Regions from separate parts of the Homo sapiens genome. Here all the other regions are linked to region 5. A link is a loop called in an ENCODE intact Hi-C map of the cell type or tissue named here. Cell type or tissue: PC-9. All regions are shown on one strand. Region 1 holds the start of MIR6073 (microRNA 6073). Region 2 overlaps SOX6 (SRY-box transcription factor 6). Region 3 overlaps SOX6 (SRY-box transcription factor 6). Region 4 overlaps SOX6 (SRY-box transcription factor 6). Region 5 has its middle 130 kb from the start of C11orf58.

Region 1 (5,000 bases), 640 kb before region 5:
AGAAGGTCTCAGGAAGTGGTGATATTGGGTGGCTTCTGAAAGATAACTGCGAATTTCCCAAACAGAGAAGGGGACAGATTCCTTCCAGGCTAAAGGAGAAGTAAAAGCCCCAGAGTGGTGGACAGGCTGGGGGTGTGAGAGCAGCAGAGAGCATGGAAGGTGTGTGGGGTCACGGTGGAACATGGGGCTGGCAGGTCTGTGGAGGCTTGGCTGACAGGGCAGGAAGTTGGGACTTTATCTAGTCAGCAGCAGAAAGCCAGAAGGTTTTAGAGAAGGATGAGAGGGGACAGGCTTAGAAAGAAGACCTGCAGCAATGGCAAGGATGAGCTGGGAGTGAGAAAACCTGTGGCTTGGAGACTAGCTTAGAGGGAGGGCCCTGAGGTATGTATGCGACCAGGCTCTGAGAGAAGGCCTCAGGCACCTCCTTCACTTTACTCAGTGGTAACACCAGCCAACCTCCCTAGCTTAGGCATTTTCTGGTCAGAGGAGGCAGTGGGCATTCATGCCCTCTGTGTGCCATCCACTCCTGGATGTCTTACCCCTGCTGTTTCTTTTCATTCTCCCAGCACCCTGACAGGTAAGAATTGTTACCCCATTTTATAGAGAGGATTGTGGCTCAGAGGTGTTATTCAGGGAAGGTCACGCAGCTGGCAGGTGGCAGAGCCAGGCTGGTGTGACTCCAAAGTCCCTGTTCTTTCCAATGTCCTGTACTTACCTGGGCTTTTAAAAAGCCATGGGGCAAGAGGGAGGTCCCGGAATGCTAGATTTTCAGAACTTACAGGAGCCTGCGTCTAACTTGCAATGTGACTGGAATAAAGTCAGTCCCACATATTCTTGGATTTATTTTTCCTGAGGCATTTTTTAATAGGAAATATCAAAAGGAGTGGCTGGGCCTCTCCTCTCTCTTGAACACTTTTGTTTCACTCTCTAGGTGTTGGTTACTCATCTCTAGACTCACAGGACTGGCTTGGCTGGTGTGGCAAGTCTCCCTTAAGGGCCCTGCTCACTTCACCCCACTACCCACCTTCCGTCCCCACTCAGACTCAGCACAATGAAATAGCTTTGGCAACATTTTAGAAGCTGATATCACTGGGAACCGAGTTTCACTCTGGATGCAACTCATTGCTGGACAAAAAGATGGGCTCTTTCTTCTCTGAGGCAGAAGGTACTGAGTAATCAGCCAACTACTGCCAACCACAGTGGAGGGAAAGGTTCCATAAGTGCAGCATTTTCCACTCTTGGCTGCTAGGCTCGTAGAAGGTGGCGTCAGATGAGAGGCTGGCCCTTGAGAGTTGTTCATACTCCAAAAGGCTCTAAGCTGTTTCACTGACACGAAGAAGTCAGGTAAAGAGGCAATGCCATGCTCTCTTATCTTCTCTTGACAAAAATCCACCTTGTATCCCGTTCCTCCCTTCTAAATCCACAAGTATTTCCTGCTGCAGCCAGGTGTGCTCCACAACGAAAAGAGCAGGCAAGTCTTTCCAGGCTAAGGGGTTCCATGTCTTTCAGAGACCTACCCTTGGGCCAGGCAGAAGCAATGGCAGAGGGCAGGAGAGCTCTGCAGGCTCCAGCAGCAAGAGGGTGGCACATTCAGGGCTGGCTGGGGCCCCATGGTGGGGACAGTTTGCAGGGCACAGACAAGGCCATACACAGAGGTCATAAAACAAAATTTATCTTTAATTTGTAAGTGTCAACAGCAGTACAAAAGATGGAGTGATGACAACTAGATTAGGGTAGAGAGGACAGTCTTGAGGTAAATGAGCATAAATAGGCAGTTCTTATAGACACTCCCCTAAGGGGCCTGAGCCCCATCACGGCATATACATTATCACCCAAAGATGGCATGTTGAACATATCAGGAAAGCACCTTGTGCAAAAAGGAAAAAAAAAAAGTAGCTAAGGTGCCAACATACACCAGGATAGATAAAGACAGTGTGTCTTTCAATTTTGTCTTTTCCCTTAATTATGAGGCAGAGGAGGGGAAGACTTTGAAAAGTACCACTGAAAGATTATTCAATGTTGAGCTTTATCTCACGTCAATACTGCACAACAAAATCCAAGAAGTTTGTGTATGCAACAAAGCTAAGAACAATGATTCATTCCTGTAAATTTGAAGAGATTTTTTTTATTTTTCCCATTTCTTTAATCCTTAGCAAACTTTTTATTATTATTATTATCAAGAGGAGAGTGTGAGAAAGATGTGATGGCAACCCTTAAGGTCATTTAAAAACTTTACACTGGACTGTACAAGATTTTTTTTTGATAAACTATTTACATTTTCAGACTTTCAAACATATTCAAAGCAGCAATAGACACTAGTTTTTATGTTTTTTTCTTTTTTTCTAATTGCCCAAATAGTTACCAGCCATGGGCCAAGTAGGTACCTGCATTATACATAGAATTTCTACAAAGAAAATCTGCAGTTAAAATTTGCTCCAGGATGTATTAAATGCCCTTAGCAATTCAAGGGCCACACCCAGTGTTGCTATAGGAACCAAAGCACAGTACCTTGACAACAGAGTTGCAGTTGTCCCAACAGCCCTACACAAACTTTACACTTTGAAACAGCAGCCAGCATGTCAGTCCAGCATGTCAGTGAATTGTGCTGATTAAATTAACATAGAATACAATTTCACAATATACATCACAAACAAATTACAACGTCGGGGGAAATAAAAGAGTTACAGTAAGATAAGTTATGTAGTAACAGCTTATAAGCTTGTCTAAGGTAATAAAAATTTTACATGGCAAATACAATAATGAATGAACATAAATGCTAAGCATTCTAATTTGCTACAAGCTGGAGGAGGGTACAATAAAGACTGCACTTTCAAAAAAGCAAAAACACATATGACAAAGGAAGACAAAGGGAGAATGCACATGAGCAGACCTGCAATGTGCAGCATACAAAACAGTTAAATATTTGCACATTCCCCATACTCCAAGAGCACCAGCACTGAGGCCTCACTTTATGCTTGTGGTTCTTCAGGAATAAGAAACTACTGAGCAAGATATGTCACTGAGTTTTCTTCAAGCGTTCATATTGCCATGGACACTGATTAGAAGAGTTATCTGCATTAAGCATTACCTTTCTGCCCCCACCCCGCCCACCCTTACCTCTGCCCCAAAGGTACCAGCATTCCAAATATTTGTTCATGAGCTTTTGGAAAGCAATCTGTCCCCAAAGGGAAAGATAGAATGGGGATGAAAAGGAAATGTGTTTGCATATCAATATTTTCAATGATATTAGTACAGGGGCACGCTCAATAGGATATGGCATCAGAAACAGAACATCATTGGCAGGAATAACAGACAGAAGTTGTTTATTAGGGAAGAAAACATGTCAGGGAGCAGATGACTTAAGGAAATGATGCAAGTGCTTTTGTGAAAGGACAAATGAGGTCATACAATATTATTATACTTTGAGAAGTGAGCTTAAGTGCCAACTCAATTCTTAGACAAACGTGTACAAAATCAGGCAGGGCTACAGCAACCATTTTTGTCATTTTCTCATTAAAAAGGAAGACCCAGTAGTAATTTCAATACATTCCTCTAGCTGCATTTCTTTGCAGTTGTTGGCACTTGGTACAGGACTTCTCATATGATTTAAAATTACTAAGTGATTCTTTTTCCTCTCCCTAATGAGTTGGTAGAGGTCAATTCTTTGCAAAATGAGTAAATTGAGAGAAGCAGCCTCAGCTGTGCTGTTCAAGTGACCAGGCTGCCTTCCTACTGAGGGTAAATGGGCTTTCCTGAAACAATCCCTGCTTTCTGCTAGTGCTTGTGCTCCTGGCTCAGGAGGGTGTACTCCGAAGAAGCAGCCTGGCTTCAGAAGGAAAAGAAAGCAGCCTTTAATTTCAGCCCTAGAGTGATCACGCCCTTTTCAAACACCCTCAGGCTCCCGTGGGGCTAATGTTCAGGGGAGGCCAGAATTCGACAAGCTCAATAGCACTGTGAGCCCACACCTGAATTTAGAACTTGGCCTGGGCTTTGGTGTCAGGACCCTGGCAAATCAAATCAGGCCTGAGGACAAGGCTGGAGAGTATCAAATACCTAATGAAGCAAACCGAGGTGCTTCTAAAAGGCTGAGCTGGGTACACATGAAAACAACAAAGCTTCCGTACCTTACTGGAAAAGACACTGCTTCATATCTGCCAATGAAATAGAAAAGTTGTCAGCCTAGCGGCTCGTATCCGCAAAGCGACCTTTTTTTTCTCTCTCCCTTCCTACTTTTTTCCTTTCTTCCTTCTTTTCTCCTTTTCCTTCCATTCCATATGGCTATTTTTTTTTTTTTTTTTTTTTGGGAGAGGATTGCCTGGCAGTGTCCCAATTCTAAGTGACAAGGAGAACCCTGACCCTGTAAGTTCTTTAACAAAATGGAGATAATTTTTATTTTTGATTTGAAGATACTATGAAATAGGGAGCACCGCAAAAACAAAGTTGCTTAACATTCTTGAATCTAAACTGACATGACGGGACGTTTATTAACGGCCGATCTCAGAGGTGGATTTTTGCCTTTGTAGTGGCATTCATGCTTCTTGCTATTAAATGGTCACAGAACTATCTTAGAAGATTTATGTAGACTCCCAAAGCAAACTGACTGTCTCCTAACTGTAGTGGAAATTTAGTATGTCCAATCATCAACTTTCTGTAAGAAAAAAGGGAAATGTCTGGATCTGTGGACAGTGGGTTCTGAACTGCATGAGAACCCTGGTGAAACGTTTTGCTGTCCCAGCTGCAGGCCAAACACTGCTCTCTCACTGTAGCTGATAACTCACTACCCCGAGAGGCACAGTGACTCATCAACTTTCAGTTTGGACCAACATCTATGGATAGAGAACAAAAAGGAAATACATAACTTATATCTCACTAAGTATTCATGAACCAAAAATAAATTCTATTTCTATGTTATATTTACACAATTAGAAAAATCTAAAATGAGATGGTAAAGTCATATAAACTTTGTTTAAGCCCCACTGAAAATAAAATGAATTGATCCC
Region 2 (5,000 bases), 570 kb before region 5:
GAACAAATAACTTCCCAAGTGAATGTTATAATTAGCCGTTTTTAAATCTCTGTAAAATTTTTAATGGCATTTTCAGACCAATTAATGACTTAAGAGAAGATCATGAATATAATAATTATACAAGCTACAAAAGTTTTTATAATATACCTCTTATTTAACTCTACTGCATATATTTGACACAAAGAAGTGTATAACCTAGGAAAGGAGTAAATCTGCTTTTCACCCTGATTAAATAAAACTCATATTTGAATTTGCGTTATGATCAAAATTTTAATTTTGCATAACTGAGGTGATGACCAAAGGAGTAGAAGAAAAATTGCTTCTAGAGAGCCAAACTTCTCGACTGCTTCGGGATCTGAATATTAAAATGTCACTTATATAAGGCTTCAGGTTGTACATTGTGTTCTCTAATTGGCAATGTGACATGAAGGGGTGGATTATTAGATTGCTTAAACCAAATAAAGTCTTAGTGTAAATATGATCTATTTAGAAACTCTTAGGTTTGAATAAATATGATCTATTTAGAAATGCTTAGGTTTGAAATATTAGTCTTCCCTTGAAGATTAATATGTTTGAAGCACTCACACTTGTACTTTCAATTATTTTAAAATTCATTGACAATTATAGTTTCTCAACTAAAAATAATACAAAATTCTAAAAATTCATTGTCTATTGTTCTAAACAGTTACATAGTTTGCCTTCTGTGTAAGCTGATTTGACTGCAAACTTTACTTCTCTTTAGTATGGTTTCTACTTGAAGGTAAAGCAATATTTAATACTGCCTCAAATATCAACTATAGAAAATTTCTAGCTCATTAAATTACCTTTTAAAATTATATAAACTTGAGGAAATGATTCTGGAAAACCAGTTTGTACAAAACCATATGAAATTCACTAACTCATAGTGTTTTGATCTCATTGTATTATGCTGATCTGTAAATCCATCTACATTTAGCTAATCCTCAGTCCTCAGCTAATTCTTTGAGCCAGAGATATTTGGTACAACCGACCTGATTTGCTTGAAATAGACTTCACTTCCTTTCTACACCCTCTCCTTCTCACCACCACCCACAAAGATGATAAACAAAAAGTGTTTTATTTATGGAAAAAAAAGTGATGACATGCTACTTATTTATGCTATCAGCCTAAGGCAGCTTTGAGTCTACCTCATTCCAATGAAACAGGAGGCAGGAGGCACACAGCATAAAGCTTCCCTTCTGGGCAGAAATCAGACTCATTTCCCTTCCTCCTCACACAATAAATATGGTAAATGGTCAGACTTTGTGGCCATTAGCATCTTATAAATTGTAAAGTCTTTTCCCACATATTATCTAATTCGTAAGGCACAATCATCCTAATTTTACAGAACATACTGAGACTCAGTAAGATTTAGAGACTTCCCCAAGATGACACAGATACTCAGATGTAGGCCTAGAAGACAGATCTCCAGCTTTAACATCAAGACTAAATTCCTTCTACGATTCACATAGCTTCATTTGTCAAACTTTACTCAGTTTTAGGTACATGAAATCAGGAAGCTCAGCATCCATGTTCACTTCCAAAGCTTTGCAAGTTGGTATTTATTTTATAAATTTAACTTTCTGAAGCTATTCAAATCCAGTACTTCATTGCACAGCCATTTAAATAAATGACATCAGCATTTGATTCTGAATAAATGTGTACTGGTTGTCTCTCAGCCCCCCTAGGCTGTGCAACTGTTTCATATATGGTTAATTCTTATGCGGCTTTAGAGGACTTATCATTGGAGATGCACACCCAAGAGCTCCTGTTAACTGTGCTGCTATCAAGGACACAGGAGTAGGGTAGGTAGGTATGCAGGTATTACACACTAGAGCCCTGCCATAGAAGAATGCAGAGGCAGCAGCTGCCTCCTGTAACTATAAGAACTTGCAGAAAAATCATCAATGATCAGAGACTGCACCCTAACTGCAGTAGGCTGTAAGATTGCAGTGAGAAGTGAAGGAAGGAGAGAGGGAGGGTGGAAAAATAAGAGGAACAAGGGGAACAGGAAAGGGCAATGGGGGAGCAGAAATGGAAAGAGAGGGTAGGAAGGAGGTTAGGGAGGGAGAAAGGAAAGGAGAGAAATCTATTCTCACACATACCAGGAGGCAGAGACAAAGAAGTGTGGACCGAGGGCGATGCATCCACAACCTCCAGAATAGAAGACAGATGAGGAAGTGGCAGTGAGACAAGCAAATTGAGACAGTGAAACAGACTTCAGTATTCTAGGGCCTTGTAAGAGGCAACCCTCCTATAATATGAATTTACTCTATCTGAGGAATGCCAGACACATTCAAAAGGGCAGAGAGATGAAAATAAATTTTCATCTCCGTAAGAGTAACTACTTCTTCCAAAGTCTGGGCTCTAGTCACAAGCACACAATCAATGAGCATTTTAGGCTCAGTGTTAGGGGAAGAGCAAAGAGTAAGACATGGGCTCTTCCTTCAAGTTACCAATAATGGTAACAGTGTGGTGCAGTAAAAAGTATAGAATTTATATAGAGCAGAGCTGGTATTTGAACCTAGAGTTACCTGCATGAATTTTCAGGGTTTTGTTCGATTTGTTAGTCTATAATGGGGGCTAATAAAAGATATCAATAATCTTTACCTCACAGGATTTCTGTGAACATCAAATGTGATTTTTGTATTAAAAATTCATCAGTCACAAATGCCTATAAATTATGTTAATTATTTCAAATTTTCATGTAGATTTACAATCCTATATCACCCTGAGGTTTCTCCCAGAGAGAAGAGTGGGAGCAACTTATTAGTTGCTTCTATAATTGTGTAACAGATTGACTGTCTCCAAGTTTATCTATGTGGAGAAATACACTCCATTTACCTCAGCCACCACTACCATCATTATCCTTTATTCTCTCTCTCTCTCTTTCTCACACATACACAATCATACATACAACCATACATACAGCCTCTGGGTTAACTTTCTTAGCCAGGCATTCAAGGCTTCCATCATCTGAATCCTGCCCCTCTCTAACTCAGAGTACACTTCTCTCTTGATTGAGCTGTCCTCCAGCCATTATTCCCCATATGCAGACACATGCCCCAACCATACTCATGCCAGGACCCTGCCTAGACACTCCTGCCTACCTACTCCAGCCTGCCTGTCCTTCCTTTGAGGGCATTTCAAGTCTCTCCTCTTCTACAGAACTTTTTTTCCACCAAGGGATTGATCAGGACGGCCTCCTTTTATCTTCATTAGCTTAATTAGCCTTACGACACTTTTCATTCACTCATTTGGCACACAGACCCTCTATTGTCTGGTTCCTTTTCATGGATCTGTCTTACCTCCCAAATCAGACTACCAGACTACACTCTCCTGTAGGTCAGAAAGAGACCAGTCAATATTTACCTGAATCCCTAGCACCTAACACCTAACCCATACATCAAATGGTGAGCACTTCCTACCTAACGCTCTGTGACGTCATGTGGTTGCAAACAACAATAAGGGAACCAGAAGAATATTTATTTGCATCTACCTTACTTCACATATATTATCTTATTTAATATTTTCCACAACCTTATACAGTATGTTCATCATTTCCACCTCCCAAGTGAGTAAACATAGTCTCAGAAAAGTAAGTAACAGGCCCCAGGTGGCATACCTAGTAATACACATGTTGTTGATCATTAATTAGGCTGAGAAGCTGAGATTTGGATTTAGACATGACCGATTTCAAAGGCTCCTGTTCTTTATTTCATTCCTGATGTTTGCCTAGACCTGGAGAAATCATTTCATGGCAATCAAATTGGTGGTCTGGAATAAGAAAGGCTAAACTTGCTACCAACCTCCCTTGAAGGAGTATTATTAAGATCAGAGAACTCGGCCAGGCGCAGTGGCTCACACCTGTAATCCCAGCAATTTAGGAGGCTGAGGCAGGTGCATCACCTGAGGTCAGGAGTTCGAGATGAGCCTGGCCAACACGGTGAAACCCCATCTCTACTAAAGATACAAAAAATTAGCCGGGCATGGTGGCAGGTGCTTGTAATTCCAGCTACTGGGGCGGCTGAGACAGGAGAATTGCTTGAACCTAGGAGGTGGAGGTTGTGGTGAGCCGAGATCGTGCCATTGCACTCCAGCCTGGGCAACAAGAACGAAACTCTGTCTCCAAAACAAACAAACAAAAAATAAATAAATAGAAAGAAAGAAAAAGAAAAGAAAGGAAAAGAAAAGAAAAAGAAGCAGAGAACTCATGTTCTTAGAAGAACAGAAAGGACTTGAGAAACCAATGTGATTTTGTAAATGTAAGAGCTCACTAAAATGTTTCTTTGAACTAGAGATGAGGTTTGTCTTCTTGCCCCCATTTTACAGATAAGAAAATGGATACTAATTTAATTGTTGATATTTTAATCTCAACATAGGCAAGAGAACCCCAAATATATGGTTTCTTTTCTTAAAAAATTATGTTGACTCTCAATATGGGAAGATAACAATTCAAATGATCTCCTTTGTTGAGAACTACAGGGGACTACTGCAACCTAGAAGATATGAGAACTAAGGCCATTGCGCAATGCATTTTACAAGACACCCTTTGTGTTATTTCAGAACCAATGCTGTTGACATTATTTATAAAAAGATATAAAGGGCAAATCAGGGTTGCACTAAAAATAAAATCAAGCATTTCCATCCATAGTGGGAAGACAGCACTTTGGGAAATTCTAATCTTAGTTGCAAATGTCAAAGATTGCAAACTGGATCTTAGCTAAAAGTAAACTTCTGCCAGACTGCTCTCAATGGCACATTTTTGACAACCAGATTTAAGACAATGCTGAGAGGGAATCAGTGATGTAAAGAATATATAAAGTACATCCATGTGCAAAGTTTTCACATATACTCTCTATTCACAGCCCTAGGCCAACCAGCTGAAAATGAAAATAATCAAGTATAGTAATACCCAACACCACAAAGGGAAGGGAGTAGAACACATACACGAAGACTTATACAGACAACACACATACACT
Region 3 (5,000 bases), 600 kb before region 5:
AATAAAACTATTGTAACTCTTAGTTTAAAAAAGGCAAAAATGACACCAAAAACAAAAACCCCACAAAATAAAGCAGAAAACCAACCATCCAACAAATAAAATGCTCTTTTTTTTGAAAGGTTCTTTTTTCTGTGGACCTGAAAAGTAGGTGACATATTCAGGCCATTGTGAACTCAAAGATAATCTCATTTACTAAAATGAATTATTAAGAAGAGCAAAAAACTATAATTGATTGCTTATGAAGAGAAAGAGACATAAGTATCACTATTGGGTTGCTTGATGGAACTGTTGACAATCACAGTATTTCAGACTACTTCATTTTATTAATAGAATAGTTGATTTTCTCCTGTGAGATTCTGAAGAGTCACACAATACATTTGATAGTCCCTTACTTGGGTTATTAGAGAAAAATGATACCGAATGCATTAGAAACAAAAATGTAGAAGGTGAAATTTTAAAAGGGGATTGAAATTAGAAAAGAGAGTACTAATACTACACAGATTTGATTTTTCACCATATTTATCCTACCAAATTTATCTTAATACAACAGAGGTCCAATTCATTGTGTTGAAGTAATGGCTGATAGATGTCTGTCTATGATTATGGAAACCTACTGCTAACTTCTCATTCCTGTTCTGCCAGAATGTGAACTTACTTTCATTACAGGAAGGCTGCTTGGATTTCAAATTTGATTTCTTCTTGCAAAAAAAAAGAAAAAGGATTTGGCTATCCTAGTGGTTTGTTTGGCAGGCAAAATACATTCCATGGCGGAGCAAGAGCCTTAATCATTAAGGAAGTGAGGAAGTGATGTGTTCATCTTCTGAGAAGAAGAAATGCCAGAGATGTAGAGTATGCTTTGTTCTCTGTATCTTTTATAAAAATTACCTAGATGTATTAGCAAAGAGTGATCTAGTGACAGGTGAAATGACTTAAGGTAGGCAAATGCAAAATATGGATACACAATTCTTCTGAGATAGTGATTGTTGAATATATAAGAGCCGATGGTACAGGAACAAAAGGTGAATTACCTGTGGTACTTTAATTAAAGTGTTAATTCTTCATTTGCTGAATGTTGAGGAAAACCATAAGTAAAGTTTAATATCTTTGTTTTCATCTTAAGGTTCCTTAGCCCTACTAAAAACAAATCCCTATTTACTTCAACTGTTGAAGCTATCTACATCAAGAAATTCACTAAATAAACTAGGGAGAGAGAGAGGATGACAGTGTGTGTGTGTGTGCGCGCGTGCGCGTGTGTGTGTGTGAGAGACAGAGACATGAATAGAAAGGCCTAGTTATATATAATGTACACATAAAAAATTCCATTGGGCACTTTGGAAACAAACTTTTTATTTTTATTTATTTTATTTTATTTATTTATTTTTGAGACAGAGTCTCACTCTGTCACCCAGGCTGGAGTGCAGTGGGGTGATCCTGGCTTACTGCAACCTCTGCCTCCTGGATTCAAGCGATTCTCCTGCCTCAGCCTCCCGAGTAACTGGAATTACAGATGTGAGCCACTGTACCCAGCTAATTTTTTTTTATTTTTATTTTTAGTAGAGACAGGGTTTCACCATGTTGGCTAGGCTGGTCTTGAACTCCTGGCCTCAAATGATCTGCCTGCCTTGGCCTCCCAAAATGCTGGGATTACAGACGTGAGCCACTGCTCTCGGCTGGAAACAAACATTTCATTAATCAGAGTACCAAAGTATTTCTTTAAAGAGCAATTTACCTTTTTGATAGACTAGGCCAGAGGTCAGTTTCTAGGATAGGAACACCAGCTGTGCTAAGTAACTTTGCATAAAATAATATTTACAAAGTGCTTTCACTGATTACATTATCTTCATCCTCATTACAATCTTTTAAAATGTGTAGGAAGGCAGATATCTTTTCACCCACTTTATGGATGAGGAAAGCAAGACTCAGAGACATGATAGCACCTTCCTCTGATTAACCAGTTGCTGGTAATATGAAGCAGAGCCAGTTCTAGAACGTAGATCTTCTGACTTTCAGCCTAGTACATCACCCCTTCACCAAAGCTACCCCAATCACTATTCGGCAATCTGAAATAACTCTGAATTTCAAAGCCCACCATTTCTTGGCTGGAACATTATTTTCCCACTTTAAGGATGCCACTTCCCTGCCCAGCTAAGCACATTAGAAGAGCCCATGACCAGTTATGAAGTTCATGCCACTGTCTAATTGTTCTCTGAAATACTGCCCCACCAAAGATGCAAGGGCATGTCGAGAAAGCACTAAGGACTAAAATTATAGCTGGGATGAAAACAATGCTAAATTAATGCATTCCTTGGTTACAGGATTATGAGCAAGTGTTATTGTGGATAAGACTTCTATTTTTTTTCTATTAGAAACTCCATTCTCTTTAAAAGATCAACAAGAGGAACCAAAGGGAATTCCCTAAGGTCAGCTCTGAGGAAACATAAACCTCTAATTCAATAACTCTGCTACTGCTCTGAAAAAGGGCTTTATTATTGCAACATCCATATGGAGCCAATTGGACATTAATGACTAATCAATCCCTCCCCTTTCTATTCTACTTAAAGTGTCACAAACTATGTTTAGATTAGCCCATTTCCTGCTTAGGATTGCTCAAGATGTCTTTTGTTCTTTCAGGACCAGCCTGATGGAGGCAGCTTAAACAAACACACGACCGGAGTGGCGCAGGAGTTATAAAGTGCCATATGTGAATGAACAAAGGGGCTATACTAAAGCCTTTTGTGGTATTTGTTAATGTTTTTCATCTGAGCTTAAAAAGGCTTAATGACTTTGTGGTGAGCTGATGCATGTGGCTCGTGGCTTTGCAAAATGAAGGAAATTCTAACCAGTGATATACCAGTCTGTATTTTCAAGAGTCTCTTGCTTTCAGTTTTGATGCCTGTGTTTACTTTTTTCAAAATTCTCAAGTTATATTTACTTTACACAGATAGCTAAACAGAGTCCTTTATCTTATTTCAACTACAGAATCCCAGGGCAGCTGGGATAACTTATATTCTTTATTTTAATGACCTGAAGGGAGCATAGAGCATCAAACATCCCACTTATTATCTATATGCTGTATTTATACATAGAAGGAGGGCCTACAAGCTGTTGAGCCCAGGTAAAAAGGCATCATTTAAGTTTGAACCAGAGACCACTGAGGTTGAAATAAGGCAATAACAAGTTCTGGCTTCCTAAGTTTTCAGGACAACTGGGCTCAGGTTCAAGAAGATGCCCTTGGAGAATAATGAGGCTGGTAAAAAGCTGGTAGACTGAATAATTCGTGTTATTCAGCAGCTTTTGGCTTTAACCAGCTCTACCTCCTGTCATAGACTCTACATGAAATTAAGAAGTGCAAAGCAAGATGAAGCAAGTCTCAGGAGTTAGTTAACACAGATACTACTGAATCCATCCTCTCATTTCAATCTTTATCGATTGCCTTAGCCTTCACTATCTTTGCTGGACTATTATAAAAACTAGCCTTCTGGCTGATATTCTTACACCCAGTTTTAAATCCTTTAACCTCCACTTAAATACCTCCTCTTAATTTCAGCCAGAATGATCTGTCACAAATGCAATTCAGACTAGGCCACTGCTATATTTAAAACACTTCAATGGCTCCCTCATGCCCACAAGATGAAGTTCACACTCCTTAGTACAGTACAGATGGCTTTCCGTGACCTGGCCCTCCAACTATGGCTCCAGTACCAGCTCTGGCTACTCTGCTTGGAACATTTTTTGTGTCATAACACTGAACTATTTCCAGTTCTCCACACACTGTGTTGTGTGTGTACATACTAGGGATCTGAGTTTTCTCCTTTCCTGAAATTACCTGGCCATCTTGCAATCACTCATTATTGAAGACTCGTCTCAGGTATTATTTATCCCATGAAAGTCTTACCTGGTTGCCAGGTTAGAATAAGTAGCTTAGGCTCTGACAGGTGGCACCCTATGCGTACCTCCATCTTAACATTTGCCATATTTTATCCAAATTACCAGTTTTATGTACTTACTTTCTTTTCTAGACTATGTACCCCAAAACAGTGGTGACTGCATTGTGTCTTATCCTTAGCTGCTTATCCTTATCCCCAGGGTCTAGTAGCCAGGATGGCATAAGGTAAATACTCAAATGCTTACTAATACAGTACAGTGGACATCTTCAACAGTGAGAATTTTAGAGTGAGTCTCTAATGCCCACATGTTCTATTAGAACCTGGGAATTTCTGAAATCAGATCTTGTAGAAATTTAATTTCTTATATTCTGTTAAGTGTCATTTCTTGAAACATCTATAAAACAATAATAATTTTGATGTGGAAAATGTACCCATAGTTGCGGTGTGGGACTCAGAGATTATTGGTTCCAATCTTACTTCTTTGATTGACTAGCCATACTGTGCAGTTCTGAGATGCCAGCCTCCCTACTTCTAGAAAAACCTTGGAAGGATGGTAAGGCATGTCTGAGATTTTTGGAAATATTAAATCTGAAAACTATTCTAATGATGTAGGGTGTGTGTAAATATATATATAATACATATATATATACACACACACATATATATGTGTGTATATATATACATATATATGTACTGTATTCAAGTAAGCATACAATGGGACTTTCCTTAAATAGCAGATTCATTATAAAATAGATAAAACACGCTCATTGAATTAGAGAACTCTAACAGGAGATGGATGTTAAAGATTACCTAATCCATACTCCTCATTCCAAATGAGGAAACTTTCAGGTTTAGAGAGATTAAATTGTCCAAGTCTCACGGTTAATAAATGGCAAAAATCACAATGGGCACTCAAATGTAACTATCCCCAAATTTCACACTTTCCATCAGAATGAATTTCTTCAATGGTCAGCTGAATTGTTTCAATGGCATCCAAACTTAGCTTTTAAAACTCCTAACATGACTAATTTAACTGGCCTCTCTTCATTTCATTTGTCTGGGGAATCTGTATTTCATTAGAATGGAAAATACATATTATGGGAGTAGCAGAAA
Region 4 (5,000 bases), 450 kb before region 5:
TGGCTGGAGATCACTGAAACCCAGATGCTCACTTCACAAACAAATATAAAGGTATCCCAAAACAGACCAATGGAATTTGACACTGGACTATCAATAAGTTACAAAAACAAAACAAAATACAAATTACTATTTTCTCTGGAATGTATGTATAATTAAAGCCAGAGAACACCCTTTACCATTAATACAGGCTACTGATCTGAACTACCATGCCAAGATGGTCTTGATAAACACATTCTGTTATATAATAGTGACTGAATTAACTAACAGATATTACATTTCCCTCTACTTCCTAGCTTCATGTTTTTAGACACACACACAGAGAGACTCACATACATTCTCAAAAATAGCTTTGATATCTCAAAGATATCAGAAATGATATATTAGAATTACTTTTTTTTTTTTTTGAGACAGGGTCTCACTCTATCGCCCAGGCGATTCTCATGCCTCAGCCTCCCGAGTAGCTGGGATTACAGGTGTGTGCCACCAAGCCCTAATTTTTTGTTTGTTTGTTTGAAATGGAGTCTTGTTCTGTTGCCAGGCTTGAGTGCAGTGGCGCTATCTCGGCTCACAGCAACCTCCACCTCCCAGGTTCAAGAGATTCTCCTGCCTCAGCCTCCCCAGTAGCTGGGACTATAGGTGTGTGCCATCACATCTAGCTAATTTTTGAATTTTTAGTAGAGACAAGGTTTCACCATGTTGGCCAGGGTGGTATCTATCTCTTAACCTTGTGATCCACCCACCTCAGCCTCCCAAAGTGCTGGGATTACAGGCATGAGCCACCATGCCCAGACAATTTTTTGTATTTTGTATTTTTTAGTAGAGATGGGGTTTACCATGTTGGCCAGGCTGGTCTCAAACTCCTAACCTCAAGTGATCCACCCATCTCAGCCTCCAAAAGTGTTGGGATTACAGGCAGGAGTCACTGCACCTGGCCTAGAGTTACTTTTTTAAGGAAAAAAAGTCACAGCCTTGGGAAAGGGAAAAAATTTGTGAACTGATAGTTGTCCCAAATTTGTTTGGCGATATGTCATCCTACAAAGCAGTATTGCACAGGGATATGTAGAGTAAGTTTTACTAAGCCTATCAAAAACAGGGTTAACTACCTCTGATAGGACTGGTTAGACAAATAAATAAAAGATCTCTTCCAGTTACCTCCTAAAATACAATAAAAACCCATACCACTCACTAAGCACAATATGAGCAACTGAACACATAAGACTGAAACCCACTGGGGTCCAACAGACTCAACCTATCTCTTTGTGTCTCAGAGTATAATTGGCAGTAATGACCATCGAACTCTGGTCTCCCTGCCCAAAACCATGCTTACAACTTCCAGTTGCCACTTCTGCCGAAATGCCCACAGAAGTGAATAGACTAGTGAGACAGATATGTGATCTCAAACTCAAGTTTTCCAGCTTACACACTATTGATAAAATACTGAGGAAAATCTAAGCATTTTTAAAAGTCAAAAATAAAAAAAAAATCCAAATTGAGATATAATGAAGTTTAACTTCTTTTCTCTGGAGAGTACCACACAATCTTATTAATTAATCCTAAACCAAGCATAATTCTAAGTTCTACTTTTCTGAAAACAAAACCCATGGCTTTGGGTAATGCTGCCTGATAATAAAAAGGAATATAAAAGTGAAGTAAGATGGCAATTTATTCCTCCCAGCTCAAATCACATTCCTGTCTTCATTACAGTGGCTGGATACCACCAAAAGCTTTATTACCTGTTTCCTATGTTTTGACGTTGGACAAATGCAAGTCATAGCAAAGATAGCCTGAGGCCAACAATGAAGATACCTTACATATCTTAATATTATCAAGGAACTATGCCGTAATCAGGATCCTAACTAGAGTTTGTAAATACATGAAAAAAAAGTAAGAAGCACAATTGGACAGTGTAAAGGGAAAAATAAATGGAGGAAACATTTGCTAACAATCATTACAATAGAATAATAACCCCCCTAATTAACATGCTGCGACAAATTACAGAAATCTATTTTTTATGTAATTTTTCCTTTACGCCACTTATCCCTGTGCAGTATTCTTTTTACCATATTAAAACTCCTTATTTTAAATTGTATGGAACCTACAGAAATCAGCTATTGATGCTTCTTTCTGCTCTATTGTGCTCCCATTTTGCCTTTTAAGTGACTCCTCTTCAACCCTCAGCCAGATCTTTTCTAATCACCTGTCTCCGAATTAAATTAAGTACAGTGGTCTTCTGAATCATTCAACCAGTCTAACTGATTTTTTAAAGCCGTTTAATATTTGCTTACAAAAAAAAATGCAACTTTTTGTCTTTACATAAAGACAAAATAAGAATTATTGTAATATACACATCAAAGTTTCCTGTTTCTATTTCCCCAAGTATAACTTTGTACAAACAACCACAGACTAGCACACAGGCATCTATCTACCTTGATAAATTTGCACCTTGAGTTTGTAACCAGGCATTTCCTGGGCAACCAGTCCTTCAGGGAGTGTTCAAATATTTGTAGTGGGGCAGTTTGGGCTGCACATATTTTAGTTCTTATTCATGCATTCCTCATTTACAAGTCGTGAACCTGGTAAATTTCCGGTTTTAAGACTATCGCTCCTTCTTTTCTGTAGGTGGTCCTTGAACTACCCTCTTTGCTTAACTGTGGAGTGTGGGTCAGACTGATTGTCAGAAAAAAAAAAAAAGTTTTCTTTTTCTTTAGAAATTATTTCCCAGGCCACTCTATCTCTATGTTCAAATTCCCAACTTGGCAAATGAGTCTACAGGTTTTTCAATCAAAACCTCTGCTCTGAAAGATACATCACATAGTGGTTAGGATCCAGGGCTCTAGATTCTCATAGAAAGAGAGGCAGCAGAGTGTAGTGGTTAAGAGCACACATCCTAGAGCCAGACTAAGTCTGAATTCGAGGTCTTCCACTTATTAACTGTATGACCTTGGACAAATTATTTAACCTCTCCATGCTTCACTTTTGTGATCTATAAAAGGGAATAATATTACCTACCTCAATGGGCTATTGTAAGAATTCAATGGATTGAGGTATCTAGAGCCTTAGAATAGTGTCTAACATACAGTAAACACTATATAAGTGTTTTCTGTTAATTAGATTAGAATCTTGGCTAGGCTACTTATTGTGATGCCTTGGGCAAGTTGTTTAACCTCTGTTAAGCCTCCATTTTCTCAGTGGCAAACAGTATTATTGTGTCAATTGAGTAATATAATACATAAGGCATGTATTACAGTATCTAGTACATAGTGAATCATTAGCTATTATGTTAACACATACTTAGTGGCAGTCTAGTGTATCTTCCTCTTCCACAACATGCTTTTATTAAAGGTGAACTAGTTCCAAAGTCTCTATTGCTTTCCCATGCCATCAAATCTACAATCTTTGTTCTAACCAAAGTTTCCAAATTTATTTCCCTTATTCACTAATAAAAACTCTACCATAGGACATCTTTTCATAGGCTATACACTCCAAGCTCGTTATCACATCTTCACTTTAATATTTACTCTCATATTGCCCTTCCCTTCTCCCTGAATATCCAAATCCCATCCAGTCTTTAAGACCAAAGTTCCAGAAAGTTCTTTAAAATTATCCCAATCTTGTATGCTTTTTGTTTCTCTGAGTTCAGTGTGTAAAGGGGACAGTTCCAGTGATTTAGATTGATGTCCTATCTCTCTCACTATGAAACTGTGTGGCCTAGAGCATGTCACTTTGCCTTCTGGTCACAGTTCCCTCAAATACAAAATGATTGGGTTTAAATAGATGATTTCTAAGAGCCCTATCACCACATCATTCTGAGACCTATTGCACTCATATTCACAGTGCAATGCTTATTATAGATGCTTAATAAATATCTCATGCTTGAACCTTCCAGAGCTGAACATATATGGATCAGTCTGTGGGTCCCTTTGCTACTGCCTCTCCTTCTTAATCTCCATCACATGTTCCCATTTCTCTATTACTCCACCCTTTAAATGTTAGTATTTCCGAAAATTCTGCTCTCTACCCTCTTCTCACTCTCATATTTCTAGGCAAACTCATTATTATCCACCTGATAATGATTCCTAAATCTGTATTTCTAACCCAGACTCCATTTCCAAGTTTCAAACTTATATATCCAACATCTGGTAGGTATATCTACCTGAATAATTCAGCATGTCAAAAATAAAACCCTTCTTCTCACCCAGTCCTCCAAACCTGATCATCATCCTGTATTTACATGATCTGTCCACCAATACATCTCTGACTTCACCACATACCACTTCCCCTTGCTCTTTCTACTCCATCTTTACTGGCCTCCTGGCTACACCTAAAACATGCCAAGCACACTCCCACTTCACATACTTTGTAATTCTGTTCCTTCTCCCTGGAATACTTTTTTTTACCCTAATATCCATGTCTCCTGCATTCAATTTATTCAAATCATTTACTCAAAAGGAGGCCTCTCTGAGCTCTATAAATGTGTAACTATCATCACTCTATATTCTTACTTATCCTTAACCTATTTTTCTTCATAGAATTTATCACTACATGATATTTATCTATTTGTTTACAGTCTCTATCTTCCCAAACTTTGTCCATTTTGTTCCTTAGTGTATTATCACTGCTCACTGATAATGAGCAGTGATTTATCATTGGTAAATATTTGTGTAATTAAATAAACACCTATCCTGTTGAACAGAGGTGTCAACTGTCAACCAATGCAGAAATGTGGGAGTTTGCTTAAATTTCTTCTTAGCTAAATCCAATTAATCATGAATTCTATAGATTTATTTCCTCAACATCACACAAACCCATCTCCTCATCTCTATTCCTACTTATACCTCCTTAGCCGAGATTCTGTCATTTCTTCCCTTTTGGATTACTTCAATAGTACCTCAAATGTTCTCCTTGTCTCTACTTTTAGCCTCCTCTTTTGAGGGGGCTAATATCCAAATCCTATCCAGTCTTTAATATCCAATATCTGTATTTCTAACTCAGACTCAATT
Region 5 (5,000 bases):
ATATTAACTTCTGAGAGACCTTTGGGAGTGGGGGTGGGAGGGAGCACAGAGACAGGTAAACAATCCAACCTAGAAGCATGAAGTCCCTACCCAAGCCAGGACATACAATGCCAAGCCTGGAATGGTCTTACTGGGTTGGTGCAGAGGGCCACTAGCAGCCCTCCCCCACGAGTAGGATGTGAAGAATAGGTATGTTGCCAGATTTTCTCTGCATCTCCTTTCCCCATTCAGTCTGCACTCTGCGCTGGTGTCCAGTACCCCTCTTACCAATAGTTGAACAGCCGAAAAATAAGAAGATAAAATAGGAAGAGAAGAAAAGAAAAGATTAAAAAAAAATCCAAGACAAGGCTACACTGTCACATTCTTCTCTGCCACGGCCTCCCGAGGCTGCCCTGGCAGGTTCGGCCCTCCCTCGGGAATCCTGGAACCCAGAACAGAGCTGAGCGGACCAGGTCGGCCAAGCCCGTGCCTGCGGGCCTCGGGGACGAGGTGCTGAGTGCGCAGGCTAATTATACATGTGGCATTTGGGCAGCCGACTGTCCAGTGACACCTTACCTTATGAGGAAACGTCAACCCCAGCAACTGTTCAAAACAAAATGCCATTGCGGGATCAGCTTCGCCGGCCCTTGGCCGGTTCAGGGTTGCTTTTCCCACAGCCTCTCGAACTTTGTGCAAGAATGTGGCCTAGGGAGGCCAGCCGTGCGCGGGCGGGCCGACCAAGGTTGGGGGACAGGCAGGGCAGGACTTGCCAGGTGTCCGTCCTGTCCCTCCTCGCCATGGACCAGCTCGCCGACCTGACCACTTGACCTTTTTTATTCACCAAACCCACCTCCTAGAAATAAACTGGGCGGGGCTGTGTCTGTTCTCCTCGGGACCCGGGGAAAAACCTGGACATGTGACCAGAAAGGGCAGGAGAGAGAAGACCCTAGTGGGCGGGAGTAGAGGGGCCCTCTCTCATCTCTACTCCCCCGGGTTGCTGGCTGGGCCGTGCAGCCAGGGCCAAAGCCCGGCCGCAGGAGTACGCGGCTAGCACCGGCGCCCGGGACGCGGACGTCATCCGAGCGCCCATTGACAGTACAGCGGGAGGTCCGGAGCCCAGCCCAGTTTGCCGCAAGGACGGCTTCGGGCCACCTCTAGCCCTAAACTTCAAGCGCGGCCCTCACAGGGTCTCACACACAAAAGCAGCCCAGGACAGCCCATCTCGCTAACAGCCCAGCCCCGCCAGTTCAGTCGAAGACTTATTTTTAGTCCCCAAATAGGGGCTGCATTCAATATCTGACAATTCACACAAAACAACATTTTCAAACTTGGTCCGCCTAAGAGACCGTAAATAAAACTCAAAACAAGCTGGCGACTGCCACCTTTTATCTGCTCCGAACACACCAATTCTTTTTATCTTAAAGCTCTGCGGAGCGCCGGGGAAGCAGCCCGGCACCGAGCTAATCTGCCCTCAGCAGCCCCGGGCCGCTCCTCCCGGCATCGGAGCACAACCCCAGCAGCCTTTGCACAAGCCCTTTCCCTTCTCTGCCCGGCCCTTTAAGGGAGAAGGAAGAAAGCAGCTCCCGCGGGAGCGGCCGGGCTCGGGCTGGGTCCCGGGGCGGGTGGCAGCACCGCCCCCTGCCCTGGGCCGAGCCCGGGAGCAGCGGACCGCGGCCCCGGCTGCAGAGGAACGGCGGGTGGCGGGGCCCCGGCAGGGCGCCGAGAAGGACGGAGGGCGCCGGCTGGGCTCAGGGACGCGGGGCGGGGAAGAAACGTGCCGGCGACCGTGCGCTCGGCCGGGTGACTCCCTGGCGAAGTCCGCGCCCGGCGGGGCTGAACTACCCCTCGCCCCCGCTCCCGCCAGGTCAGGCACCACTGCCCTCGCGGCCAGGGTAAAGAGGACCACAGATCAGTCAGCCTTGGATTTCGGATGGGCTTGGAATTCGGTTTGTTTATTCCTGAAAAGATCATTAAAAAGTACTGTCCAAAAACGGGGGGAGGGGGAAGGAAGGGCGACAAGCGGAGGGAGCTGGAGGCAACTCGAGCGGTGTCCCGAAAAAGTTGCGGCGGAGCGGCGGTGGGGTGAGGGTGGGAGGAGGGAGCGCAAGCGTTTTCTAGCGACCCGGGTTTTCTTCATGAACTCCTCCGAGTAAACTTTATCCCGGCGAGAGAGCGGCGGAGATCCTCGACTCCCGCCCGCCCTCAACCAGTGTCAACCCCACAAACAGCCTAAGTTTCCAAACCGAAATGGGGGTGGGGTGGGGGTAGCATTAAGAAGCCCAGAAGCTCAGCGGGTCCTCCCGACCTCCCGCACCCAGAGCCTGGGTGACACTGAAGCGCTCCGAACACTGTGGCGTCTCAGTCACACAGCGAATCAACCCAACACTTTTCAAGAAAACAAAATATTTGCTAGGAAACTTACTTTGCATTTAGTCTCTATTCTTTGGGGGATGCGGTTTAGGTCGGCTCGCAAGGGAAGCCCGTTTTGTCCAGGTTGGATATTGTCTACGTATGGATCAGCCCTTGGATGAGGGTTTATTTTAATTTATGGCTTATGCATTCTTTTAAGGTCGATTTACATGACCTCCGGCTACAACTAAGACAGCCGAGGAGGGCACTCCAGTCGTCAGTCGGCCAAACCCACAATTAAAACAGCCCTCCCCCTAGTCTCGGTGTGACTAGGGCTCTCCCGGGGTAGGCTAGCTGCCTGCCTTTCTCTTTCTCTCTTCTCTCTTTACTTCCCTCTTTTTTCTTTTTTTTTTTTCCTTTATATCTTTCTTTTTTTAGTATCGCGAAATAAGAGGTGGTATCAGTTTTTTAAAAGTTTCAGTGTAACTTTCTCTAAACCCAAGCCTGCGGCGGTAACAAGAGATACAGCGCTCACAAAGCCCTCGGGATGTTGCCCTCTTGTGGGCACGGAGGGCATTACCGCCTAGCGGTCCCATCTGAACCTTCAAAGCCGACACGCATTTGCTTTCACAGAACGAGGAGGGATGACTACACACGCAGCCACAAAAGCTTCCTCTATCACACACTTGAGCGAACTTCAATGAAATACCTACCTCGAACTTCACGGAGACTTACAAATTCATTCTCTAAGCCACCTGACTTCTTTTTCACATCATTCCCAATTATATAGATTAGAATACCAATGCGGGGAGGCGGAGGTGGAGGAGTGAGGTGGGCCGAGAGGGCAGACAGATTTCCGGACGAATACTTAGGATGGCGATAACAGCTTTCTGTTGTCAAAGGTTGCGTTGTGTCCCTGTCCCTGCCCTTTTGCCTTAATGTCCTACGCACAGTTATCTACGGCTACAACATGTGTTTTCTCAGGGTGGATTTTTTGGAGGGGAGGTGAAGGGGAGAAAAACAGACCCCCGCCACGCAGATCTGTCACTCCGGAACAAGGCGCAACTCTCCAAGAGGGGGACGCATCCTCGGGATCAGCGCGTCCACCAGCGAGCGGCGGGCGCCCGGGCCCCTTTCTCTCCCTCCACTCCCCCTCCGCGTCGGCCCCTCGGAGCGCCCTCCTCCCGCTCCTCCTCCTCCTTTCCCCTCCCCAGCCAAGTACGCAAACCCGCCCCGGCCCGGCAGCCGCGGCTCCCGGCCACCCGCGCCCTCTCGGGGCTCCGCTCGCTCGGCTCTCGTCCCTCTGCCTGTCCTGCCCCAGCCCCTCGGTCCCAGCTCACAGAAACTAACCCTGGAGTGCCCGGAAGGGCAGGAGCGGAAGACGCCGGGGGACGGCGGCCCGGCCCTGGGCTCCTGCCCCCTGCCCCCTCCGGCGCCCCAACAGGTAGCTCACAGCGGGCCGCGCGCCCTGGCTCTGCCTCCCTCGCTCTCGAGATCGCTCGCTCCGTCCCGGTTACCTGGGCGGGCTCCAGGATGGTACCGCGCGGGAGGGCTCCTTGTGCGCTGCGCCGCAGGAGTAAATGGCATTAAAGAAAAAGGGAAAGATACAAATAAAAAAAATTAAAAGGAAGGGGAGTCGGTGCTAGGTCAATTGTCACAGTCCGGGGAGCAAGGGAACAGAACCCCCCAGCGCCGCGGCCGGCGTAGCCCGTTAACTCAAGTCTGCGGGGGTGTCCCGCCCCGGGTGGGGGCAGCGCAGAGCGGCAGAAGTTTGCCGCCGGGGTTCCAGGAGGTGCGCGCGGAGCGGGGTGACTAGGGGCTTCACCCTGGAACAAGTGAAGGCGATGGTTAGTGCTGTCAATCTTGGCAATCAGTGTGAGCGGCCATGTCGTAAGTATTCAAAGCATTTCCCGTCGTGCAACATCAGAAAGTGAGTGGCCAGGGCATTGATCTGAGCGAGGGAGAGGAGGCTGGGCTCCCCTCCCAGACAACACAGGCAAGATGAGACAAGAGGCGAGGGAGGCAGCGAGCCAGGCAGAGAAGCTGGGAGGGAGGAGGGCGGGCCGGGGGAAGAAGGAGGGGAGAGCGGGAGGCAAAGGCAAGAGAGAGCCGCAAAGAGAGAGGAGGGCAGAGACATCGGCGAGACCAGAGGTTGGAACTGGGGAAAGCGCCTGGAAAGAGACGGTGAAGCAACTACTAGGGGAGAACTGGAAGGAGACAAAGAAGAGAGAAAGTCGGGGTCAGAGGAGAATGGGGACAAGTACTAGGTGGGGGAGAGGCAGGCTGAGGGGAAAACGACCAAAAGAGCTCTATTGGGGCTAGGGCTGCTGGGAGGAGGAGTCAGGAGAAAGGCAAACTGTAGCGTGGAAAAGGTAGGCAACTCGGGGAGAAAAAAAAGGAGCAAACTGGAGAAAGTGAGGAAGTCAAATGGTAAAGGAAAATGTATGAATGGTAGCTTGTGCTTTGGAAAAGTTAGGTGACAGAAGGAGGCATGGGCTGAATGTTGAGAAGTACTAAGAGATAGAACTGGACCACAAAAGCGAGTCACGAGACAAACGGAGAAGGGGAAGGACAGGCAGGCCAGGGAGAAGACAAGAAGGGTGGATATTAGGATGAACAATAAGAAGGATGAAGGAAAACGAAAAAAAGAAGTAGTCAAAAGAGAGAAAAGA

What was found. Peaks named below come from ENCODE experiments on the same cell type or tissue, not always from the same donor. Only the 100,000 strongest peaks of a DNase experiment are listed, where the experiment ranks them.
Region 1: it touches region 5 in a loop (8-fold over the local background); 14 of 110 quality-filtered maps call a loop at or near these places.
Region 2: it touches region 5 in a loop (6-fold over the local background); 10 of 110 quality-filtered maps call a loop at or near these places.
Region 3: a loop joins it to region 5, with 5 times the contacts of the local background. A loop is called at or near these places in 6 of 110 quality-filtered maps.
Region 4: a loop joins it to region 5, with 5 times the contacts of the local background. A loop is called at or near these places in 2 of 110 quality-filtered maps.

The regions. Positions count from the first base shown.
Region 1 is chr11:15,964,793-15,969,792 of GRCh38, forward strand. It overlaps SOX6 (SRY-box transcription factor 6), which reads right to left. Exons shown (of 16, transcript NM_001367873.1): 16 at 1,657-5,000. MIR6073 (microRNA 6073) reads right to left here and starts at 4,829; the gene lies at 4,741-4,829. RefSeq lists an enhancer at 1,065-1,214. In PC-9, no CTCF peak of the experiment used is centred here; DNase peaks (open chromatin) are centred at 959, 2,509 and 4,789; H3K27ac peaks cover 3,326 bases.
Region 2 is chr11:16,029,726-16,034,725 of GRCh38, forward strand. The region is part of intron 12 of SOX6 (SRY-box transcription factor 6); the gene reads right to left. All of the region lies in intron 1 of LOC105376572 (a long non-coding RNA gene), which reads left to right. Among named protein-coding and RNA genes, the nearest start is that of MIR6073, 63 kb to the left of the region's middle. In PC-9, no CTCF peak of the experiment used is centred here; no DNase peak of the experiment used is centred here.
Region 3 is chr11:15,999,493-16,004,492 of GRCh38, forward strand. All of the region lies in intron 13 of SOX6 (SRY-box transcription factor 6), which reads right to left. Among named protein-coding and RNA genes, the nearest start is that of MIR6073, 32 kb to the left of the region's middle. In PC-9, no CTCF peak of the experiment used is centred here; a DNase peak (open chromatin) is centred at 2,599; H3K4me3 peaks cover 990 bases; H3K27ac peaks cover 1,875 bases.
Region 4 is chr11:16,152,374-16,157,373 of GRCh38, forward strand. All of the region lies in intron 6 of SOX6 (SRY-box transcription factor 6), which reads right to left. Among named protein-coding and RNA genes, the nearest start is that of MIR6073, 190 kb to the left of the region's middle. In PC-9, no CTCF peak of the experiment used is centred here; DNase peaks (open chromatin) are centred at 1,788 and 2,488; H3K4me3 peaks cover 653 bases; H3K27ac peaks cover 2,441 bases.
Region 5 is chr11:16,603,500-16,608,499 of GRCh38, forward strand. It overlaps a transcript of SOX6 not described here. Among named protein-coding and RNA genes, the nearest start is that of C11orf58, 130 kb to the right of the region's middle. RefSeq lists enhancers at 3,623-4,124, 4,125-4,624. In PC-9, a CTCF peak has its summit at 2,891 (motif pointing left); DNase peaks (open chromatin) are centred at 2,622, 2,932 and 4,292; H3K4me3 peaks cover 4,603 bases; H3K27ac peaks cover 2,265 bases.